Linked DNA regions of Homo sapiens: all the other regions are linked to region 5. The links are chromatin contacts, found by Hi-C or POLR2A ChIA-PET in ENCODE. All regions are on one chromosome and are shown on one strand. The core of a region is the stretch at or near the end of the contact, and the rest is flanking DNA. Distances in the headings are between cores, read along the strand shown.

Evidence for each region. A loop is a pair of places that touch in the nucleus more often than their neighbours do. ChIA-PET counts read pairs that join two places held with the same protein, here RNA polymerase II (POLR2A). Pooled maps may share reads with other maps.
Region 1: a pooled map shows a loop between it and region 5 (5-fold over the local background). The contact joins two enhancer-like sites. A Hi-C loop is called at or near these places in 2 of 50 pooled maps.
Region 2: a loop to region 5 is called in a pooled map, with 13 times the contacts of the local background. The contact joins two enhancer-like sites. A Hi-C loop is called at or near these places in 3 of 37 single-sample maps with no recorded cell type and 2 of 50 pooled maps.
Region 3: a loop to region 5 is called in a map with no recorded cell type, with 11 times the contacts of the local background. The contact joins two enhancer-like sites. A Hi-C loop is called at or near these places in 1 of 37 single-sample maps with no recorded cell type and 2 of 50 pooled maps. POLR2A ChIA-PET finds 5 or more read pairs at or near these places in 1 of 52 experiments (activated CD8-positive, alpha-beta memory T cell).
Region 4: a pooled map shows a loop between it and region 5 (2.0-fold over the local background). The contact joins two enhancer-like sites. A Hi-C loop is called at or near these places in 3 of 50 pooled maps.
Region 6: a loop to region 5 is called in a pooled map, with 9 times the contacts of the local background. The contact joins two enhancer-like sites. A Hi-C loop is called at or near these places in 2 of 37 single-sample maps with no recorded cell type and 2 of 50 pooled maps.

Annotation. Positions count from the first base shown.
Region 1 is chr6:5,173,268-5,176,841 of GRCh38, reverse strand. All of the region lies in intron 2 of LYRM4 (LYR motif containing 4), which reads left to right. All of the region lies in intron 3 of LYRM4-AS1 (LYRM4 antisense RNA 1), which reads right to left. Among named protein-coding and RNA genes, the nearest start is that of MIR3691, 27 kb to the right of the region's middle. Within about 2 kb of position 1,886, at least 9 of the 41 ENCODE cell types and tissues checked have a DNase peak (open chromatin) inside an H3K27ac peak, as active enhancers do.
Region 2 is chr6:7,961,565-7,964,924 of GRCh38, reverse strand. All of the region lies in intron 4 of BLOC1S5-TXNDC5 (BLOC1S5-TXNDC5 readthrough (NMD candidate)), which reads left to right. Among named protein-coding and RNA genes, the nearest start is that of TXNDC5, 52 kb to the right of the region's middle. RefSeq lists an enhancer at 1,194-1,243. Within about 2 kb of position 1,569, at least 3 of the 41 ENCODE cell types and tissues checked have a DNase peak (open chromatin) inside an H3K27ac peak, as active enhancers do.
Region 3 is chr6:7,915,620-7,919,062 of GRCh38, reverse strand. All of the region lies in intron 4 of BLOC1S5-TXNDC5 (BLOC1S5-TXNDC5 readthrough (NMD candidate)), which reads left to right. Among named protein-coding and RNA genes, the nearest start is that of TXNDC5, 6.6 kb to the right of the region's middle. Within about 2 kb of position 1,987, at least 4 of the 41 ENCODE cell types and tissues checked have a DNase peak (open chromatin) inside an H3K27ac peak, as active enhancers do.
Region 4 is chr6:5,142,506-5,146,231 of GRCh38, reverse strand. The region is part of intron 2 of LYRM4 (LYR motif containing 4); the gene reads left to right. The region is part of intron 3 of LYRM4-AS1 (LYRM4 antisense RNA 1); the gene reads right to left. Among named protein-coding and RNA genes, the nearest start is that of MIR3691, 4.0 kb to the left of the region's middle. Within about 2 kb of position 1,979, at least 2 of the 41 ENCODE cell types and tissues checked have a DNase peak (open chromatin) inside an H3K27ac peak, as active enhancers do.
Region 5 is chr6:6,329,779-6,333,162 of GRCh38, reverse strand. LOC124901253 (a long non-coding RNA gene) reads right to left here. Exons shown (of 2, transcript XR_007059428.1): 2 at 2,996-3,384. Among named protein-coding and RNA genes, the nearest start is that of F13A1, 11 kb to the right of the region's middle. RefSeq lists an enhancer at 1,302-1,351. Within about 2 kb of position 1,667, at least 3 of the 41 ENCODE cell types and tissues checked have a DNase peak (open chromatin) inside an H3K27ac peak, as active enhancers do.
Region 6 is chr6:4,800,274-4,803,768 of GRCh38, reverse strand. The region is part of intron 1 of CDYL (chromodomain Y like); the gene reads right to left. Among named protein-coding and RNA genes, the nearest start is that of CDYL, 26 kb to the right of the region's middle. RefSeq lists an enhancer at 1,359-1,408. Within about 2 kb of position 2,113, at least 4 of the 41 ENCODE cell types and tissues checked have a DNase peak (open chromatin) inside an H3K27ac peak, as active enhancers do.

The DNA.
Region 1 (3,574 bases), core at 637-3,136, 1.2 Mb after region 5:
TTGTAGATGAAATTATATACTCACACTTTTAGAAATCTGAGATACACATTCACCAAAACTTTTAACCACTGTGAAAGAAACAGATAATCAGCTGTCATTATCCTTGTGTTCAAGATGAAGACCGAAACTTCATTTTCAAAGGTAACTCTGTCAGATCATAACATAAGCACACTTCCTTCAGTGCTTCAGGCCTCAGTAACAGCCAAGACTTATTTCTAAACCACACTGCTCATCAGGGTGCAGTCTATGAAAACTGCCCAGGAAACCTCCTTCCCATTGGTTCCTGAGGAGGGGAGGAACGGACAGCAGACAGGTGAGTACTCAATTTGATTATCTCAGGTAAAGCTTAGAACCCAGCAAAGGCTAACAGACAGTATCACTGGTAGCACCAAAGAAGCCATTTCAGATAATTTCTTAGTATTCCGTAGGCCTTAGTATACCAACAATCTGTTTCTACCACCTTAAAATTTAATAGCGTAGGCCAGGCACGGTGGCTCATGCCTGTAATCCCAGCACTTTGGGAGGCTGAGGCGGGTGGATCATGAGGTCAGGAGTTCAAGACCAGCCTGGCTAATATGGTGAAACCCCATCTCTACTAAAAATACAAAAATTAGCCAGGCATGGTGGCACATGCTTGTAGTCCCAGCCACTTGGGAGGCTGAGGCAGAAGTATAGTTTGAACCCGGGAGGCAGAGGTTACAGTGAGCTGAGATCACGCCACTGCACTCCAGCCTGGGCAATAGAGCGAGACTCTGTCTCAAAAAAAAAAAAAAATTAATAGCGTAATACAACCACCATTTTTGTTATAACTCACAGATTATCTGGGCCGGGAATGCTGATAGTGCACATGCTATCAGCCATAGCTGGGAAGACTGTAACACTGGGTGTACTCAAATGGCTGGGGTTTGGAATCACCCGGAGACAGGTCTGGTGCCTAGGCCAGGATCAGCAGCAGCTGTAGAGCAGAATGTCTGTGTGGCCGGGGCTTCCTCACATCGTGGTAGCCTCAGAGCAGTGCGACTTCCTACTTGGTGGGCAGAACTGCAGAGGAGAGTGTTCTGGAGGACAGAGCAGAGCTGTGTGGCCTTTTGTGAAACAGCCTTGGAAATATGTAGTTTCATTTCTGCCATATTTTTTTGGTCAAAGGAGTCACAGGCTCAGATTCAAAGTGTGGGAACATAGACCCCCGATTCTCAATGGCAGGGGTGTCACAAAATGTGTGACCCTGTTTTAAAACCACCACAGGCCCCCTCTCCTTAGTATTCCACTGGCCCTTTATCCTGGAAACCTCAGGAAATGGTTTTTCCTGATTTTCTTCTTTAATTCTCCTCTCCCATCCCTTCCTCAATCCAGTTCAAGGATAAGGGCCTAGAACTCCACCTGTGTCCTATTCCCTCTTGAATCCACAGGTCGAGCAGGAAAGTGAAGGATGAGGCTGGCATGTGTAGAAGTGCCAGTGGAGGGCGCTGTGGCTGACTAGAAGGCCTCTACGTTTTAAAGGACAGCTGTTCCAAACGGAGGTGGGAATGAAGTCCTTGTGTTTCCAGATTTCCCATTTTAATGTGAAATTAGATATTGAAATATTGCTTCATAATGTTTTAAAAGCATACCATGAGATCTGGGTTTATGCTCTTGTCTATGCACTGGCTCTGAGCCCCTCTTTGAAAGACCCAGAACTCATAAAACAAGGCATTATTTAAGATTGCACATTTATGTTTATCCCCAGAAATTTCCACATTGGGGTCTGGAATGCCATTGCTTCTTTAAATACTACTTACTTTAAATCATATTTGCAAAGAATTCTTGTAACTGAGAATCTAGGCGCTCAATAAATAGACCGCATCCTTCCTTCATCTGCACATGAATGGCAGCATTTTGTGCATTAATTACGTGTGTGATGTGTCTAAGCTGAATTGGCTGAGGAGCAGAACTTTAATGATTAGCTGTATAAAACTGAAAGAGAGCTTCAATTTTGACGTTAAGCCTTGCTTATCTTTTATATTCTCAGCCTTTCTCGACGTTTGTTAGAATTTAAACTTGTCCTAAGCATGACAACATCTGTTCAAAAGAGAGGGGGGATAATATATGTTTATATATACACACCTTAATTTAGTATTGGGGACCTTCCAGTTACCAATTATAAGTGTAAAGACTAAATAAAAGTTATAGAAAATTAGACAAAATAAACAGTGACCAAGAGAAGATTTAAGAAATCTGAAGCTAAAGATTTATTTTTCTGCCTGCCCTCCTTGAAGTAACCATTAAGTTTATAAATAGCCTCCTTCCTCTGAGAAGAAAGGTCCTAGTGACACCAAACAGGATGCGACGCGCTGAGTACTCTCCCCTTTCATTTTGAAACTCGAGCTTTTGTGAAGACTATCATTGTGCATCCGTCTGTCTCTCCTCATTACCACTTCTGGTTGGAGCCGGAAGCAGGACAGATGCATATAGTCCTCATTTCAACCACAGGAATTGACTTTAAAGGTGACACTGTCCTTAGTAACACAGCTGATGCCCTGTAGGGGTAAAATTAGTTGTGTTTTCTCTGTGCAGGTGAAATTTTAATGAATTTTTTGATACTCTGTAGAGCATTCACTGCAAAATGCGTTGTAAGCTCTAAACACCAACAGCTGATTGTGAAAGACTCTTTATTTTTTCTTTGCCCTAACTTAAAAAAAAACAGAGAATGTTTCCAGAGAATCTACTAAGGAAAACATCAGGTCTGACAACAAAAGAGAACTGAGAGAGCGAAGAGGAGGCAGCTTTCTGCACTTTGCACACTGGGTTGCAGTTCTCACAGAATCCTGGGGCTCAGGACAAAATGGAAGCTTCCTCCTTGGACCTGCATTTACCCCAGGCCTCGAAACAAAGCCCCCCAGTCTATAGTTTCCAGTGTCACTTCACAGATCTTTTCATACCACAGCAACCCATACTGCCAGGAATCTGCCTGTTGTCTCCAGCACAGCTTCCTATTGAAAGCAACTCTATGTCTAACCTGCCTTAAAGCAGGTTACGGCTATATTTTAAAACCCACCGCATTAATTCAGGACATATCTTTTTATCAAATGGATTTCTCTTCTGCATACATATTTAAACATGAGCCGTACACTCAGAGCAATGGACTGTTTTATGAAAGGTGATTAGCATATAGTACTCAATCAAAGAATTTGTAAATGAAAAAAGTTGAAAATATGAAATATTGATCACTGGGGTACTCATTAACTGTTCAAAAGCATAATTTAGTTGAATTTCAAATGTGTTAATGTAGGATATCATTCATAGAAAAGAAAAGGATTGTAATTTTACACATCATGTTTAACTTTTTAAAGTGTGGCATCTTTAATGCAGGTATTTGTTCTTAGAACTCTTATTGTATGACTGATTCAGACTTCGTGATTCATTAGCCCTACAAATCTCGAGAACATACATGAATGTGCTCATACAGAGGTTAGAAACTTGGGCTAGCTCAAGGGTAGCCTAAGAGAATATTGGAGACAGAAGGTTCTCATTCCTTGAGCAGTGCTCAGAGCATAGCTCCATGTATAGTGAGCATAACAGCGTTGATGTGTCTGAT
Region 2 (3,360 bases), core at 320-2,819, 1.6 Mb before region 5:
AATTAGCCAGGTGTGGTGGCACACGCCTGTAGTCCCAGCTACTCGGAAGGCTGAGGCAGGAGAATAGTGTGAACCTGGGAGGCAGAGCTTGCAGTAGGCCGAGATCGCGCCACTGCACTCCAGCCTGGGCAACAGAGTGAGACTCCAACTCAAAAAATAATAATAATAATAATAATATAATTATACATCTCGGGAAATTGAGAGCTGGAAACTTGGCAGGGGCTTCCACATTATGGAACAATTTCTATAGCTGCAATGAACTTAAAAAAAATACACTTAAACATTTATAAATGTATGCTTTGCCTGGAAGGAGTCTGGCAAAAACAACAAATAATCTTAAATGTATACATTTCATAAAAGTGCTAATGATTTTTCCCAACGCTTCCCATTCACCTTCACCCTACAGAGAGTTCTGACTTGGCTCATTTAATTTCTTCCCTTCCTCAGTCACTCAAAAGTGTTCTTCCATTTCTTGGTCACTTATTTGGACTTTTTTGATGTCCAGGCTGTAGGAAAAGCAGTTTATTTGAGAGGTAAAAGTGGCATTTGGGCTAGAGCTTGGTTAGAGCTAATTCTGAGAATGTTCTAGAAAGAGTTATCAGAGTAGTTGTTAAGTATGAAAAAAGCAGACAGCAGAAAATTATTGTGGCAGACTATATACATTACCTTCTCATCATAAAAACAAAGCACTCATTGTTTTTACTGAATTGCCTGGTGGTAGATGGGGTGTGTTCTTAACTAAGCACTGCCTTGACAAGACAGAGGGATGTGGTGCCATCATCTTTTCAATAGGAAATGTATATGTGCATATATTTGTGTATATGTATTTTTCCTATATTGATTGCTTATATACATATTCACATCCTTATACATATCTATGTTTTATAACTTGAACCTTGTTTTTTTAACTTTATTGAGGTATAATTTATAAAAAATTATATAATTCAAGTTGTACAACATGATTTTTGATACATGTATACATTGTGAAATGATTATCACAAGCTAATTAACATATTCATCACCTCAGATAGTTACCTTTTTGGGGGTGTGTGTGTGCGTGCGTGCTCGTGCAGTGAGAATACTTAAGACCTCCTCTCTTAGCAAATTACGGGCATATAATGCATTATTATTAACTACAGTTACTGTGCTGTACATTAGGTCTCTAGAACTTGCTTTGTTTTTTTGGGATAGAGTCACTGGAGTGCAGTGACGTGATCTTGTGATCTTGGCTCACTGCAACCTTCGCCTCCTGGGTTCAAGCGATTCTCTGCCTCAGCCTCCCACGTAGCTGGGATTACAGGCGTGCACCACTATACCCAGCTAATTTTTGTATTTTTAGTAGAGATGGGGTTTCACCATGTTGGTCAGGCTGATCTTGAACTCCTGGTTTCAGGTGATCTGCCTGCCTTGGCCTCCCAAAGTGCTGGGATTGCAGGTGTGAGCCACTGCACCTGGCCAACTTACTCATTTTGTAAGTGAAACTCTGTACCCTTTGACCAACATCTCCCCATTTCCCCACCCACAACTCCTGCCAACCACCATTCTCCTCTCTGTTTCTATGAGTTGGTTTTTGTTTTAGATTCTGTATATAAATGAGATTATTAGTAGTCTTTTTATTTTTAGCTGTTCTCGGTTCGGTATAATGGTATCTCTTTGTGGTTTTAAGTTGCATTTCTCTGATGACTAAAGATAGTGAGCATCTTTTCATGTTATTTTTGGTCATTTGTACATTTCGGGGGGTAGTGCCGATCTCTTTAGTTTATGGGCTGTGTGGTTGTGTGTTGTTTGTTCCATCGTTGAATAGTAAGAGTTATTTATATTTTCTAAATTTAAGTGCTTTGCCAGACTCATTAATTACAAATATTTTCTCCTGGTTGATGGCTTGCCTTTTAATTTTCTCAACAATTAGTTCATGTTTTAAAAAGTTGTACTGAGCAAAATTTAGCCAGGCATGGTGGCAAGTACCTGTAGTCCCAGCTATTGGGGAGTTTGAAGGGGAGGATCAATTGAGCCGGGAGGCAGAGGTTGCAGTGAGCCATGATGGCATCACTGCACTCCAGCCTGGGTGACCGCGCGAGACCCTGTCTCAAAAAAAAAAAAAAGTATTTAGTTGCCAATTCTTTATTTCCAATTCTTCATTGCAACTTTATTGACACATAGTTGACCACAATAAATTACATATGTTTAAGGTGTACAATTTGATGAGTTTTGACATGTATACACCATTGAAGCCATCATCACAATCAAGATAATGCACATTTCCTTCAGCTCCCCAAAAAACAGTTTATTTTGAAGAGCAAAAGTTTTTAATTTTGATGAAGTCCAATTTATCAAATTTTTCTTTTATGGTAAGTGATTTTTATGTTATTTTTGGGAAATCTGTGAAAATCTTTGCCTCAAGGAGCAAAATTTGTCTCCTATAATTTTACTTACATTTTCTCATATTTTTTCTAAATAATTGTAACTATAGTGTTAATTTTCTCCTTTAACCACTTATTGAGTTTTTAAACATTTTCTAAATAGCTTTTTAACCAAAAATTTTTAATTAGCTTTTAATTTTTTAAGTTATGATGAAATAATGTGTACTTTTAATTATATTTTTCATTTTTATATGTATTTCTTATATATTCAATCTGTATTTTTTGATGAATTGAGCCGTCAAGGCTAATACAGGGATGTTGAAGTGTCTCCCTTTCTCTCTTTATCCCGTTACCCTGTGTCGTGAGTTCCATCGCCGTGGTTCTTTCTAATTTGGTTTTGAGGTCTCCACTTTTGAGAGTGGCCAAAACCTGGCCGGGCGCGGTGGCTCACACCTGTAATTCCAGCACTTTGGGAGGCCGAGGTGGGCGGATCACGAGGTCAAGAGATCCAGACCATCCTGGCTAACACGGTGAAAACCCGTCTCTACCAAAAACACAAAAATTTAGCCGGGCGTGGTGGCGGGCGCCTGTAGTCCCAGCTACTCGGGAGGCTGAGGCAGGAGAATGGCGTGAACCCGGGAGGCGGAGGCTGCAGTGAGCCGAGATCGCGCCGCTGCACTCCAGCCTGGGTGACAGAGCGAGACTGCGGCACACACACACACACACACACACACACACACACACACGCCAAAAACCAAGAAGCCACTCTCTGGGAGAGCCCTAACAGCGTGGGGTGGGGGAGCTAGGTTCACCTGTGTCCATCAAGTGAGACAAAATGAGGGAATGAAACCAAAATGGCTGAAACAGAAGAACTGTATAACTTACAGATCCCGGAAAGGTCAGAGCTGCCAACAGGAGGCTAAGGAAAAGTCCAGGGGTGTCAGAGAGCTCAACCAGGGAGAGGGAGTGGGGAGTAAGGGAGAGAGGGGAGAGCGAGAGA
Region 3 (3,443 bases), core at 738-3,237, 1.6 Mb before region 5:
GTGTGGTGGCTCATGCCTGTAATCTCAGCACTTTGGGAGGCTGAGGTGTGCAGATCACCTGAGGCCAAGAGTTTGAGGCCAGCCTGGCCAACATGGTGAAATCCTGTCTCTACTAAAAATACAAAAATTAGCTTGGTGTGGTGGTGGGCGCCTGTAATCCCAGCTATTTCAATGGCTGAGGCATGAGAATCGCTTGCATCCAGGAGACAGAAGTTGCAGTGAGTCAAGGTTGCACCACTGCACTCCAGCCTGAGAAATAGAGTGAAATTCTGTCTCCAAAAAAAAAAAAAAAAAAGGACTCAATGTATCAACAGTTGACATTCTTTCAGGCTGCCCAGCTTCACTGGACACCTTTCCTGCATTTGTGGAGCCTCTGACCTAACCGCCACAAGTTAGGATAGAGCATAGACCATTGAGCCCTACTGCAGTGAGGCTTCCATTGGAAGCTAGTTTTGCGAAGAAGCAGGGGTCATGCAAAGTCCATCCTGCAGGGCAGCGGTTGCAGAGGTTCCCATGGTCACATATAGTGTCCTGTACCAGAGGTGGGATAGGAGGAATCTGCATGTCGAGGTGGTAGCAGTGGTGGCAGTATTGTGATCTAATTTGAGCAGTATTGTGATCTAATTTGAGCAGTATTGTGGTCTAATTTGGGCATTGTTCCTGGCTTCTCTATCTCCTAACCCTAACCCTAACCAAGTGTTCCTCAAACATGTCTCAGTCAGAGCTCTTCTCTTAAGAAAACACCTATTAACTTCCAGCAAACATCAGCGTTCCTTTGGTGGTCTGCTCCACATCTGTGCTCTCAGAGCCCTGCTACAGTCCGCCACAGGCGCACCAGGGACTGAGATCCTGGCTGTGTCTCCTCTAATCCCAGGAATTCTCAACCCTAGGAAGTAGGACAAAGCCATCAGTATTGCTTTCAAGACCTAGATGATTGCAATGTGCAGCCAGAATTGAGAACCCCCAGGTAGGATAAACATTTTCCTGGATTCTGAACTTGGAATAGTGTTCTGAAATTCAGGCAGCTATGAAGAGCTGGCCCCTAAGTGCTGTGAGAGGCATGTCCCCATGCCCGTGTGGAATGCCACAGATCCAAGGCCAAGGCCATCACTGCAGGCCAGCGCAGCTGAGAGAGGAGTGGAACAACTCAGTGAGCAACCTGCATCAGGGAGAAGTCTTCTCTCCTGTTATGAAGTCCAGGTGCTGGTGAGCATCAGCTTCTGGATCAGCCTATCGGCCCCGCACCTGGGGACTCTGGGAAAAATAAGAACTCCTGTAATAGCATCTAGCAGACAAAGAGCTGGGAGAATGACAGGGGCATGAACGAGAAGAGCCAGCACTTGCACAGACTGAATGAGCTCCTGGGAGCTGGAGTGAGTGTTCTGTGCACTTTGAGAAACAGCACAGATCATTCAGCTTAGTGGTCATGATCCAGTCAACAAAGAAACTCTCTTTATTCTCCTCCCCCCTACCCCCGAGACCTCACAGATCCCACATGGATTTTGAAAGCTTTTATCTGCCAAATACCCGAATCTGTTATGTTATAATGTAATGTGGGTTTTTGGTGCTTATTAATTGTTTAGTAGGCTGTGTTGCCCAAGGAGCTTGTGAGAGTAGTGAGTAAATATGACCTTTCCATTAACCATTTCAATACACTGAAAACAGCTCTACTCCCTGTGTGACTCCAGCCTGGGAATTCACTTTGGTCTTTTTCTTTAGATTTTCTCTGATGAGAGCAATCCTCTAGCTTTTTCTCCACCTCTCAACAATCACATTTGAATGGTCACATGAGCTCATCAAGAAAAACACAGTTTTTCTTCTTCTTTAGAGGCACCTACCAAGGTGTTCTGACCAAATTAGAACAACAGGATGTAAATGCTTTCAGTACCTCCTAAAAGCAGTACTGTTCGCCCAATAATAACTCAGGATGCACCTGTTAAAGTGGTTCAAATGGTGGCATTTCAGTTTCTGAATGTCCTGGGGTTGTCTTGACAATGTTACAACACATTTGGGTCTTGTGTTATCCTCTGGAGGTGGAAAACAAAAGCTGTATTTTTCCCATTCAGTAGCCATTCCTCCCATGTCAGTTCTTATGTGCTCCCTGGGATGAGGACAGCTTCCAACGAGAGGCTTTGCCATGCACCTACAGGGCTGCTGTCGGAAGGGAGTGCAGCTCCTTGAAGGCTGTGGATTTGCAATAAGAAGGCAGCGTAGACCGGGCGTGGTGGCTCACGCCTGTAATCCCAGCACTTTGGGAGGCCGAGGTGAGTGGATCACGAGGTTAGGAGATTGAGACCAGCCTGGCCAACATAGTGAAACCCCGTCTCTACTAAAAATACAAAAATTAGCCGGGTGTGGTGGCAGGTGCCTGTAGTCCCAACTACTCAGGAGGCTAAGGCAGGAGAATTGCTTGAACCCAGGAGGCAGAGGTTGCAGTGAGCCAAGAGCATGCCATTGCACTCCAGCCTGGGTGACAGAGTAAGAATCTGTCTCAAAAAAAGAAGGCAGTGTAGCAATACTATTTTGCTAGAAGTAGTACTAACTTCTAACAATACAGACCAACATACCTATTGCCTTTTCTGCTTGGGAAAGGCCATGATTTTGAGGGGGGTCTCTCTCAAGCAAGCCATCCTCTGAGGGTAGACAAATGTGACTTTTCATCCATTCCTTCATGCATTCATTCAACAAACAGGTATCGTATTAGTCTGTTTTTGCGCTGCTGATAAAGACATACCTGAGATTGGGCAATTTCCAAAAGAAAGAGGTTTACTGGACTTATAATTCCAAGTGGCCGGGGAGGCATCCCAATCATGGCAGGTGAAAGGCACGTCTCACATGGCAGCAGACAAGAGAAGAGAGCTTATGAAGGAAGTCTCCCCTTTTTAAAACCATCAGATCTCATGAGACTCATTCACTATCATGAGAACAGTGCAGGAAAGACCTTGTCCCCATGATTCAATCACCTCCCACCGGGTTCCTCCCACAACACATGGGAATTGTGGGAGTTACAATTCAAGATGAAATTTGGGTGGGGACACAGCCAAACCATATCAGGTATTAAATGCCTGCTGTGTACCAGACATCACGTAAACACCTCTCAGGCCATGGGGCTTACAGTTTAGAGGGAAAGTCCGAGGCTAAACAAAATTCACACAACCAAATAATTACCCTTCTGTGAAGGGATATGGGGAGAAAGGACAAGATATTAGTGCAGGAAGCCTAACCCCAGCTGGAGGTCAGGGAATTTTTTACTGAGAACATTGTATTATTTCATCGCTGTACACAAATTCAGTTGTATCTTCACTTTTAGGCTTTCTGAGCTGGAAGCCACGCTGCTTGGCGATGGGAATCTAAGCAGGACCATGTGTGGCTGCTACCATATGAAGCAACATGTCAGTCCCTTGGGAGGGCTGGGAGTTCAGAGGAAGTGACGCTGAGCAGCC
Region 4 (3,726 bases), core at 730-3,229, 1.2 Mb after region 5:
TCAGGAATTCATTTGCTAGGACTGAATACGGGAAACATGCTACTAAACTGCCCCTGAACTCACAGGCTTGTGATGTGTGGTGGATGAGACACAGCCCGTGCTGAGGCAGGCAGGTCTGAATCCAGTGCCAGAAGCACCATGTGCCATGAGGTGGCATTCGAATATTTGGAGCAATGAAGCGATCTCATTGAATGTATATATATGCTAGAGGAATTGCAATCATGAGAAAAATTAATTGCAGAGTTGATCGTAGAGGCATAGTGTCCAGGCAGAAACCTAATCCAAGCAAGAGATCATTTGACGGCTGAGGGAAGAGAGAGCCAAGGGGAATGGAGTGGAATGGAATGGAATGCAGGAACTCTAGAGGGGATTTAAAGGCTGAATATGCTGGTTTGCGGGCTTGAGTTAGGAGCCCACCTCTAGCAGTCAATATTACTAGAGCATTGGTGGTGAAGCCGTGGGTGTAAATAAGACCACGTGAAGTGGGCGTATATTAAAGACATATTGGTGACCTTTCTGATGTTTTCTACCATTTCATATTAATAGGCATGAGGATCGAAAATAGGAAATGATTTTTCTTTTCTCCTCCCTGGCAGCCTTCTCTGCTGTGATGTTTTTTCCTCATAAGGCTGGGGTCCTATTGCTTTCCCTTCTGATGAAGCTTTTTTATTACTTGGTGGGTAGAGGGCCTTAGGTGTGGCAGAGAAATTCCGCAGCCTCGCCCTCGCCGTCATAGTGATGAAGAGCGTTGACTCCGGAGTCACCAAGGGAAATTAAGCACATGTTTTATTAATCTTTATGAACCTCAGTTTCCTCTCCTGCAAAATGAGAACAATACTGGTGCCGACTTCGCAGCACTGTTTGCAGCGTGAGGGCGATAAGGCACTTACACAGGCGCGTGCCCCCCACATGGAAATGCCTGGAGATGCTGCCGGCTCCTCCACTCACCGAAACTGCACTTTCTCTCCTTTGTTCTAAATGAGAAACCAGGTGTGGGGAGCAAATGGGAGAAAGGGGCAGGAGAAGCTTGCCTCAGATTCCAACTCATATGACCTGTCAGTGACTAAAGACGGAATGCCAACACATGGATTGTGTGTGTGAAATGCCAGGTTGGTGTTTTCCACAGGGATGTGCCCGTTGTTCTCTGCTTTCTGTGGAATTCTCTTCCAGCGCCAGGCCTGGAGATGGGGCCTGCCCTTTTACCTCTCAAATATGTTCCCAGGGAAGAGTGTGTCCTTCTCCGGGAGCCACCCCATCACACTGACTCTCACTTTGGGCTCATTGCTAGAAACTCTGTGGCCTGCGCCTGCTTCCCATGTCGCGTCAAAGCGTCTCAGCACAGACCTAAAGGAGACCTCAGAGGTCACCCAGCGTGGCCTCGCAGAAACACCTGCGGGAAGGGATTACGGAGGTTTGCAGGGAAGGCCGGGCAGCCCGGGAGTGAGCGCCGCACTGCAGCTCCCAGACACATGCAGCTCCTGCTCCCAGGCAGGAACAAAGTGATTTCCCAGCTCCTGGGGCCATGGGTAGCTAACTGATTAAATACCCGGTTTGGAAAATTCACCTGACGTATTTCTTTTTTTTTTTTTTTTTTTTTTTTTTTTTTTGAGACGGAGTCTCGCTGTGTCGCCCAGGCTGGAGTGCAGTGGCGTGATCTCGGCTCACCTCCCAGGTTCACGCCATTCTCCTGCCTCAGCCTCCCAAGTAGCTGGGACTGCGGGCGCCCACCGCCATGCCCGGCTAATTTTTTGTGTTTTTAGTAGAGACGGGGATTCACCATGTTAGCCAGGATGGTCTCGATCTCCTGAGCTTGTGATCTGCCCGCCTCAGCCTCCCAAAGTGCTGGAATTACAGGCTTCAGCCACCGCACCCGGCCTCACCTGACATATTTCTTACACGTAAGCCACTTCTTTTTCTTGTCCAAACTGAGGCTAGCCCTCACCCAAGACTTGCCTGTATCTCAGTGCAGGTAGCTGAGCAAGGCACAGCCGCCAGGAGGAAGTCGGGGAACAGCAGCCGGAGCCTGGGGAAGCCCTGCACAAGTTGGCCTTGAGGAAACCACCTGACAGACGTTTGCTCTTCCTCACAGAGCTGGTGAGCATTCTGACTATGTGGTCACATCAGATCAGATCGCTCTCACCTCTCTAAGCATTTCTTTTTCTGGAGTATGAAGCAGCTATTCAGGGAGGAAAGCAATTTGATGTCAGGGGCTTCTTTGAGCCTTGGGAATTAGACCTCAGAAGCTTAGAATTGGAGCTCAGCTGCTGGTGGAAGATATACTGTGAATGTTTTATTCAGTAATGCATATATAACATTGAGCAGAATCCAAATACATAAATCACTTATACAATAGCTGTGAAGAGCCACCTTCCAGCACTTGAGAACCCGGCAGCCAGTGGCTCACAAAGGCCTCTGTCGCCATCTGCTGGCCGCATGCTTTCTCATGCTGTTAATTCTTGCTCTGGTATTTTTTGTTCCCGCAGCCTTTGGCACTCAGGTTCTTCTGCTGTAAAATTTGCCTCCATCAGAGCTGTATTGCCTTGTGTTTTTGAGGCTTGCAGAAGAGACCCTTAGCACTCCTTAAAATTCTGGCAGGACAGAGAAAACAAGATGGAGAGAGATGACAAAGCCGATTTCTTCCTCCTGGCTTTTTTTTAACCAGTTCTGTGCACTATCAGGCCCTCTGAGCTTAGGCCTATGCCAGCCACATCTCAAGGCCAAGGACACAATACTCGGTTTGTCTTTATAATAGGTCCTGTTATTGTGTCTGTCAACCTCCCGATGTCTGTATCACAGTCACCAATATATTACGCTAAGGAAATAGGAATTATTCACATTGCCAGTAAAACTTGCCCATGTATAAGCACAGACTCACACAGTTATGGGCCTGAAGACCATCCCCAGTGGCGAAACTGTGCCCCAGAGGTTGCCATAAGTCACTGGAGCCAGAAGGCATATTTGATCCCCTGTGTAAGATTGGCCACCGTACCCTGAATGACAGTGGTGTGCTGACTCACACAGAAGATCCGCTTGTGGTGCAGGCTTGGCCTCCTCAATGTGGCCACAGGCCCTAGAGCGCTAACAGATGTCACTTATCGGGATCACCCCTGAGGCATTGTGAACAGGAAGTGGCATCACTGATCTCCCACCAGCTCTGAACCAATACATGTGGCATCCCAACTTCCGGAGAGGCTGGACAGAGCATATCCGGAATGCAGCCACGTGGGGAGTCAGAGTAGGGCAAGGATATAGGAGTGCTGATGAAAACTGAAAACACAGGGGACCGGCCCGCGATGCGGCCTCCTGGGAGACATCTGCATGAGGCCAGCAGGCCAAGGGTCCATGGCTGGGGATGGCTGCGCTCTCCTTAGGGAAAGGCATTCCAGAAACTGAAGTTACGAGGCAGCGTAGGGAAAGCATCCTGGGCTCTTCAAATCTGGGCATGGCTGTGAGTCCCAAAGCGTTGTCAGTTTACACCATCTCCTAATGCAAGGGCTAAGTCATTAGGGAAAAAATCATGTTTCAGGTTTTAAGGGGAAAAAATGAAAAGGTGCATGGCCTTTACCTGTAAACAGTAGAAGGGGGTGGGGAATGGTTGAATGGTAGAAATGAAAATCAAGAAATCTAGCAATGGCTGGTGATTTAAGGACCTTGTATATCAGTTATTGCTGCACAGTAAGTCATCCCCCAAAACTTAGTGGCTTCAAAGAACAATCTTCATTTATT
Region 5 (3,384 bases), core at 418-2,917:
ATCAGAAAGCCTCTAGAGGATTGTGGTACACATTGGTTTTTTTTTTGAGAGGCCCTGCAGCCTCTGGCATGAATCAGTTCATAGGTCCTAGGAAGTATTCAGTGAATACTCACAGAACAGAATTGATTACTTCCTTTAAATGAACCAAAGCTTCAAATAGAAGCACTGCCTTTTGTTTCAAGGACTGAACACATGAAACTGAATGAAATTTCTCTGGCCTGAGAACAAAAGTAAAAAACATATTGAAACACAGCTCCTCCCAACACATTCAGCCATCACACACTTAGACACTTCAAAGAATAGAGATTTTTATGGCGTGTGAAGAGTGAGTTAAGTACTAGCAAATTCTCAGATTAACAATAGTGCCGAAGAAGCTGCCTACTAGATGGTAGTTTTTTTTTTTTTTTTTTAAAAAAAAAAGGAAGCTAATGACCATGGAGAGGGCTGGTTCCTAACCAGGAGCTGCATCAAAAGCCAGACACTCAGATGCATGAAGAAGTCTCAGGTACCTGGGAGGGAAGGGAGTGTAACGCAGTCAGGAAATGGAGTAGTGCCAAGTATCAAGGCAAAACTGCCTGCAACAAAGTATTTTTCTTTCTCCCCAAGTGTGGCTGTGTATGCAAAACCTGGGCTCTGTTAACAGTTGGAGCCAATTGGAGAAGTGAAGCATGTAAAATTATGTTGAGGGGGAGTCTTGCATGCGGTTTGTGCAGGGTGTGCAGCTATAATCACTACTGAAAGAAAATTAGCTGCCCTAGTCAGATCCTGGATACCTCTAATAGCTTCGGTTTAAGGAAGTAAGGCCAGATGACTGGGTTTTTTTTTTTTTCTTATTATTTTTCAGAAAACACACGAAGTTGGCAAGAGAAAGGACATCTGAAATTCATGAAAATGATCGCGGCACTGGCCTTGCATGTAGACCCCTGGCAACCAGCAACTCTGCAAACACTGTCACTTTCCCATCACTGTGTTTTCTAAGTTGTCTGTGGGGCTCTTCAGTAATGGGGGCTGCAAAGAGTTTGAGGACAGACAGTGAGTCACTTGCTGGCTTTGCTACAGCATCCAGAGACGATCTGAAACAAAGTCCAGGCTGCTGCTGCTAAGTGAGAAGAAAGATAGCCTTTGGGGTCAGCAGGCCCCTTATCATAAACTACTAAATAAGCATGTTTCATACAAACAACAGCCTTCATTTTAAACAGGCCTTACCTCCACTGCACAGACTCCATATGCTTCTTAAGAATCAAACTTAAACTGGAAGATAAAGTCTGAGGTTTGGGATTGGCAGTGTTGTGTATGCTGTCTCGCTGATGTGAAATACTGATAATAAATCCAAAGAAAAGCAAGTATATTTAGTCCAAGAATACCTTCATTTCCTTTCTAAAAACAAAACATGATTAAAATCCCACACAAAGAGGTGAGCCTGCCTGTAGACCGGAAGGCTGGTAAATACATTAACGACACCTTAAAATCTGAGTCTTACCATGCCTTGGCAATTAGACCAGACAGTATAGAATGAAGAACTAAAAGCCGCTTATGGGCCCCTGGGCCACAGATTTCATAAAAAATTAATGCTGAGTGAAATAGAAACCATCTGAACTACAGCTGGCAAACATGTGCAGGGCTTTGATCGCCAAGGCCCAGCAACAAAGAGCATTTTCGGTTATTGTTTGTTCGACTGGGACTTTCTTCTGTCATATTTCCTGCCTATGCTGAAAGGCATTTTGAGACTAGAGAAGAAGTGGTGGGAAGTGAGGGTTGAAATAAAGATGGTAGTTGGCTGTTGTATTTAGAATAAATGGGCAGTTCTAACCTGCTATGGTTAACAACCCTGGTCCAGAGAACATGAGTAAGGGTCCACAGGCAGAGCCACTGCGAGGCACTCGTGAGATAGAAGAACCAAGGGGCAAGGTGTCCAAGACGGATGTTCAATGTTGCTCTTCCCTTCACCGAGAAGCTTAGGGGCTGACCGTAAGTCTTTTGCGGGAAAGGACCTCTCTCTTGCTCCCTGCAAATCCCTTGCAGCACATAACAGAGTCCCTGACCCGTATGAGGGTCCCATAAAAACTATTCTGTTGACAGACCAGAGTGGTAGAGTCACCCCACCTACAGGGGTGGTCTCCAATAGGTACCAGCTAGCTGCCACATTCTAATGTCCCCATCCCCTGCACCAGAAGACCTGTGCCTACACTGCTCAGAGGGTGAGGAGAAATCCAATCATATCTTCCAGGAGCACCATGGGCCCAGCTCTAAGAGAGATCTTGGAATGTGTAGATTTGAAGGGAAATTTTGAGTAAGAGAAAGATAGGAGTTTGGAGAAGGTGTACTTTAGCCAAGACAATGGACTTGGTTTTAAAAATGTCTGTTTGAGTCTGAAATCCGTAATGTGCCAGGTGTGTGATTATGAGCAAGCCCCTTTGCCTCTCCAAGCCTCAGTTCCCTTGTATGAATAAAGCATTTTAGGGAGCACAAATCATTCTTTACACTTGCAGTTATTTAGTGCTCCCTTTTATGTGGCTCTCAGCCTCAGAAGCCAAAGTTTAAGTGAGTGGCTGACTGTTTAAGATAAAGGTGAAATAAAAACCAGTGGTGCATATACAATTCACTAAAAACTTTTACTTTCTTTTTTTGTCAGCAACCCTATTGCTTTCACTGACATAAGAGATTCCACTGACTTTAATTCATTAATTAACTTGTATTTTTGTACATATATTATATGCCAGATTAGGTCCACAAGGAACATATTTGTTATAGGAGGAAAACACAGAATATTTTGAAGTCTATTAAATCGTGGAAACAGACTTGTTGACGAAATTCCAAAACACTAGCTTTTAATATAGTTTCCCCTTCTTGACTGCAGGCCTTAAAGATAGATACAATTTCCTACTCATCACAAAGTCTGTCAATAATAGATAGATAAATATTACCATATTAATTATATTGCTATATATTACAGCATACTCAATATTAGTGTTGTATTATTATTATAAACAGCAGGTTAGATAAATATTTATTTGATGAATGTGTCTCAGTTATCTATTGCGATGTAACACACTATCCCAAATATTAGTGGATTAAAATAACAGCCACTTTGTTTCATTGCTCACAATTTTATGATTTTGGCAGGGCTCAGCAGGGCAGTTTCTCTCTGCTCCATGCACCATCAGCTGCAGCTCCTTGACTGGGGCCAGAGGATCCACTTGCCAGGTGGCACACTCGCGTCCTCACTCGTGCTGCAGGTTGGCAGAGATGGCTGATGCCTGGGCTCCGGTAGGATTATGAGGCAGCTGGACTCCTCTCCCTCCCTGCACATTCTCATGTCCCCACCGCTCCATGTGGCCTCTCTGTATGGTTTCTCCATGTTAGCTGGACTCCAGGAGTGTAGCT
Region 6 (3,495 bases), core at 864-3,363, 1.5 Mb after region 5:
ATAAAGATGAAAACTAAAAAAAAAAAAAAAAAAAATCAGGAAAGTGAGCCAAGTCTGAAGCCAGGAGATATCCCGAGGCCACGTGCTGATGCTGGACAGGGACACAGAGCCACAGTGACGGGGCTGTAAGGTCAGATTAGAGCCCACGCAGACAGGCAAGGTCAGGGGCTACACTCTCAAGTGAAAGGGCAACCAGGGAACAGAGCCCACACCTGTCTATCGTCTGTCAATCCTGTTACTGGAGAAAGTTGGTGAGAGAATCCTGAAAGAATTCTCATCCATGCCCCAGGCTTCAGAGCAGGATAAAATCTGCTTCACTTCAAGGCAGATGGAGGAGAATGGGGACAGCAGAGGAGGTGCAAAAATTGCCCAATCCCTCAAATCTTGAGATAATAGCCAAGAGAAAACTAAGTGACTGGAAAGGGATGATAAATGGGCAAAAGCTGCAGGACCAGGTGGATGAGGATCTGTGCAGAGGAAGCAGAGGATAGCAACAGGGTGTCTGATGGATGGGAGCAGAAGAACCCTGACACTGTCAACAGGCACCTCACAGGAAAACTCAGGGAGCCAGCTGAGAATAGCAGCCAAAACTAGAAGGGTCTTTGCACACTTCCATCTATAGGTGGATGCAAGTGATCACAGCCAGGTCCGAAGGGACTGCAGCAGTCTAAGGCTGAAGGGCTCTTGAAACTAGCCAGCCAAAGCCTCCTTCTACTAAGAAAAACTGCTGGGAACAGAACAGCAATGGAGCAGGAAAGGGATAGTGTGGGGTGGGGGACGCAATGGAAAGAGAAGGTCTAGCCCAGATGGATGGGGAAGGAGAGGAATGGGAGGACAGCCCTTGAGCTCAAAAGGTACCAGGCCACACTGTCAAGTACTTAGTGAGATGCCGGAAAAGAGAATCCTGTGGCCTCTGAAAACCTCTCCCGCCCACCCTCCCTGCACAAGTGCACACAACCTAATTTCAAATAAAAAGAAGAACAGAAAAAGGATGGTGGCTGACTCTCATACAAACTTATCTCAAGGGAAAAAAAAAGAACAAAATAAACTGAATAATGACCCTAAAAGCAATGAAAGCACAACAGAAAGACACGCTCATGAAACAGACAAGCTATACTCACCCTAGTATTTCAAAACTAAAAATATCAACTTTCTGTAATGGCAGGAAGGGTGAAGAGGTCACACAAACACTCACAGATAACATTTATAATAACTGTTTTTTGTTTTTTTGAGGTAGGGTCTCACTCTGTCACCCAGGCTGGAATACAGTGGTGCAATCATAGCTCATTGCAGCCTCAACCTCCTGGGATCAGGTGATCCTTCCACCTCAACCTCCCAAGTAGCTGGGACTACACACACTGCCATCACACTCAGCTAAGTTTTTTTTATTTTTAGTAAAGACGGGGTCTCACTATGTTGCCCAGGCTTGTCTCAAACTCCTGGCCTCAGGTGAGACTCATGCCTCATCCTCTCAAAGTGCTGGAATTACAGGTGTGTACCACCATGCCAAGCTAATTAGTGATTTTTTTTTCAATGATCTAAAGGTAGTATTTGCAAAAGCCAGGAAGAGAGTTAAATCTCAAAAACTGTAACTAGAAGGGTTAAGAATTGTGAGTTTGTGGCATCTTGGCTCAAGGCACTGCTCAACTCCCACAGCTATTGCTGCAAAACATGGGGGCAAACAAAAGCCAGTTCCTCACCAACTAAAGGTGCCAGATATCAAAATCTGGAATTGGGGAAGCAGCTAGAAATTTAAAGCACTCTGACAGCACTAGAATATAGAGGTGACACTCAAATTCAGAGCATAAGATGCTGAAATCCCTAGCTGACAGCTGAACTACATACTACATATGTGCTGAGGAAACCACAAGCAGCACGGTGAAAAAGCAGTCAGAAACCAGAAAGCAATATTTTTAAAAAAGAGTAACATGGAGCCAAATCTGTGAATATGATGCTCTTTCCCAACTATGCTCAAGCTAGGGCGGCATAAAGCTTGAAATGTCAGAGTACAGAGCTCAAAGCTGGTGGAGTGCTAGAAACTAGGGGAATCCCCAGAATAAAGACAACCACAGAGAAAAGTCCATCTCTACTCAGATCCTTAGCCAACTTTCAAATTTTGCAGACACAGGGGAGACTCACAGGGTGCCACACTAAAACCACCACCAGTGCAAAGACCTAAGAGCAGAGGAGAGCTACAAGCGGCTGCATATCACAGGAAAAACAAAGTGTGTAGTTTGACCAAGCAGTTTATTAACAGTCTGCTACAATAAAAACACAATAATCCTCAGAAGAACACAAGAGTTCAGACTCACTACAGCATATGTCCAACTTTCCACTAGACAAGAAAAAAATAGGAAATCTTGACCCTCTGCAGGTAAAATGATAGTCAACAGAAACTGATTCCAAGTGAGCCGAAATGTTGGATTTAACAGACTTCAAACATTTATCATAAATATTTCAAAAACGTCTGAAAAACATGCCCAAAGAATTGAAGGAAAATATGGTATCAATAAGTGAACAGATATGGCAATCTCAAGGGAGAAAAATGAAACCAGAAAAACTAAAAGCCTAGATCTGAACAAAACATTTACTAAAATAAATGCATTAGACTGGCTAAGCAACGGATTGATGCTTGGTTCTGCCATCTGCAATGAACCTGAATACAGAATAATCTGAAGAACATAAAGAGAAAGAGATGAATGAAAAATAAGTAGAATTCCCAAAAATGTGACAACAGGAAGCAGTACCTTAATTGGACTCTAGAGAGAGGAAAGGAGGAAAAGACATCTGAAGACACAACAACTGAAATATCTCCCAAAAGCTCAATAAACCTCAAACAGAATAACACAAACAAAACTTCTTCTAGACACACCTTAGTCAAATGGTAGAAAGCCAAGGATAAACAAAATCTTGAAAGCAGCCAGAGAAAATGACGTCATAAACAGGAAAACAACGGCAACAATAACGATAAGAACAAAGACTTCTCCTTAGAAACTTTTAAGTCTGAAGACACTGGGACCACATATTCAAATTACTGAAGAAGGAAAAGGAAGAAAACCAGTCAACCAAGAATTCTAGTATTCAGAAGAAGTTTCCTTTAAAAATGAAGGTAAAATAAGGGCATTTTCAAATAAACTATTTGTCATTGGTAGATCTATAACAAGAAATGCTAAAGAAAGATCTCTAGTCCAAATGGAAACTACACTAGATGGCAACTTAGAGCTACAGGAAGAAATGAAGACAGCCAGAAATGGTAATTATGTGGATATATGTAATATCTTAGTTTTCTATAAAAGATGACAGCATAAAGCAAAAAATACAACACTACTGATGGGTTTACAAAGTATATAAATGCAACAACTGTGACAATAATACTAAGGATAAGTAGTGGAACTGGAAACACATCATTGAAAAAATTATATGTCTTATCCAAAGTGATTCAATATTAAAGAAAAAGCTAAGATGCATATAGCTAGAAAACCAACAGAAGAATTA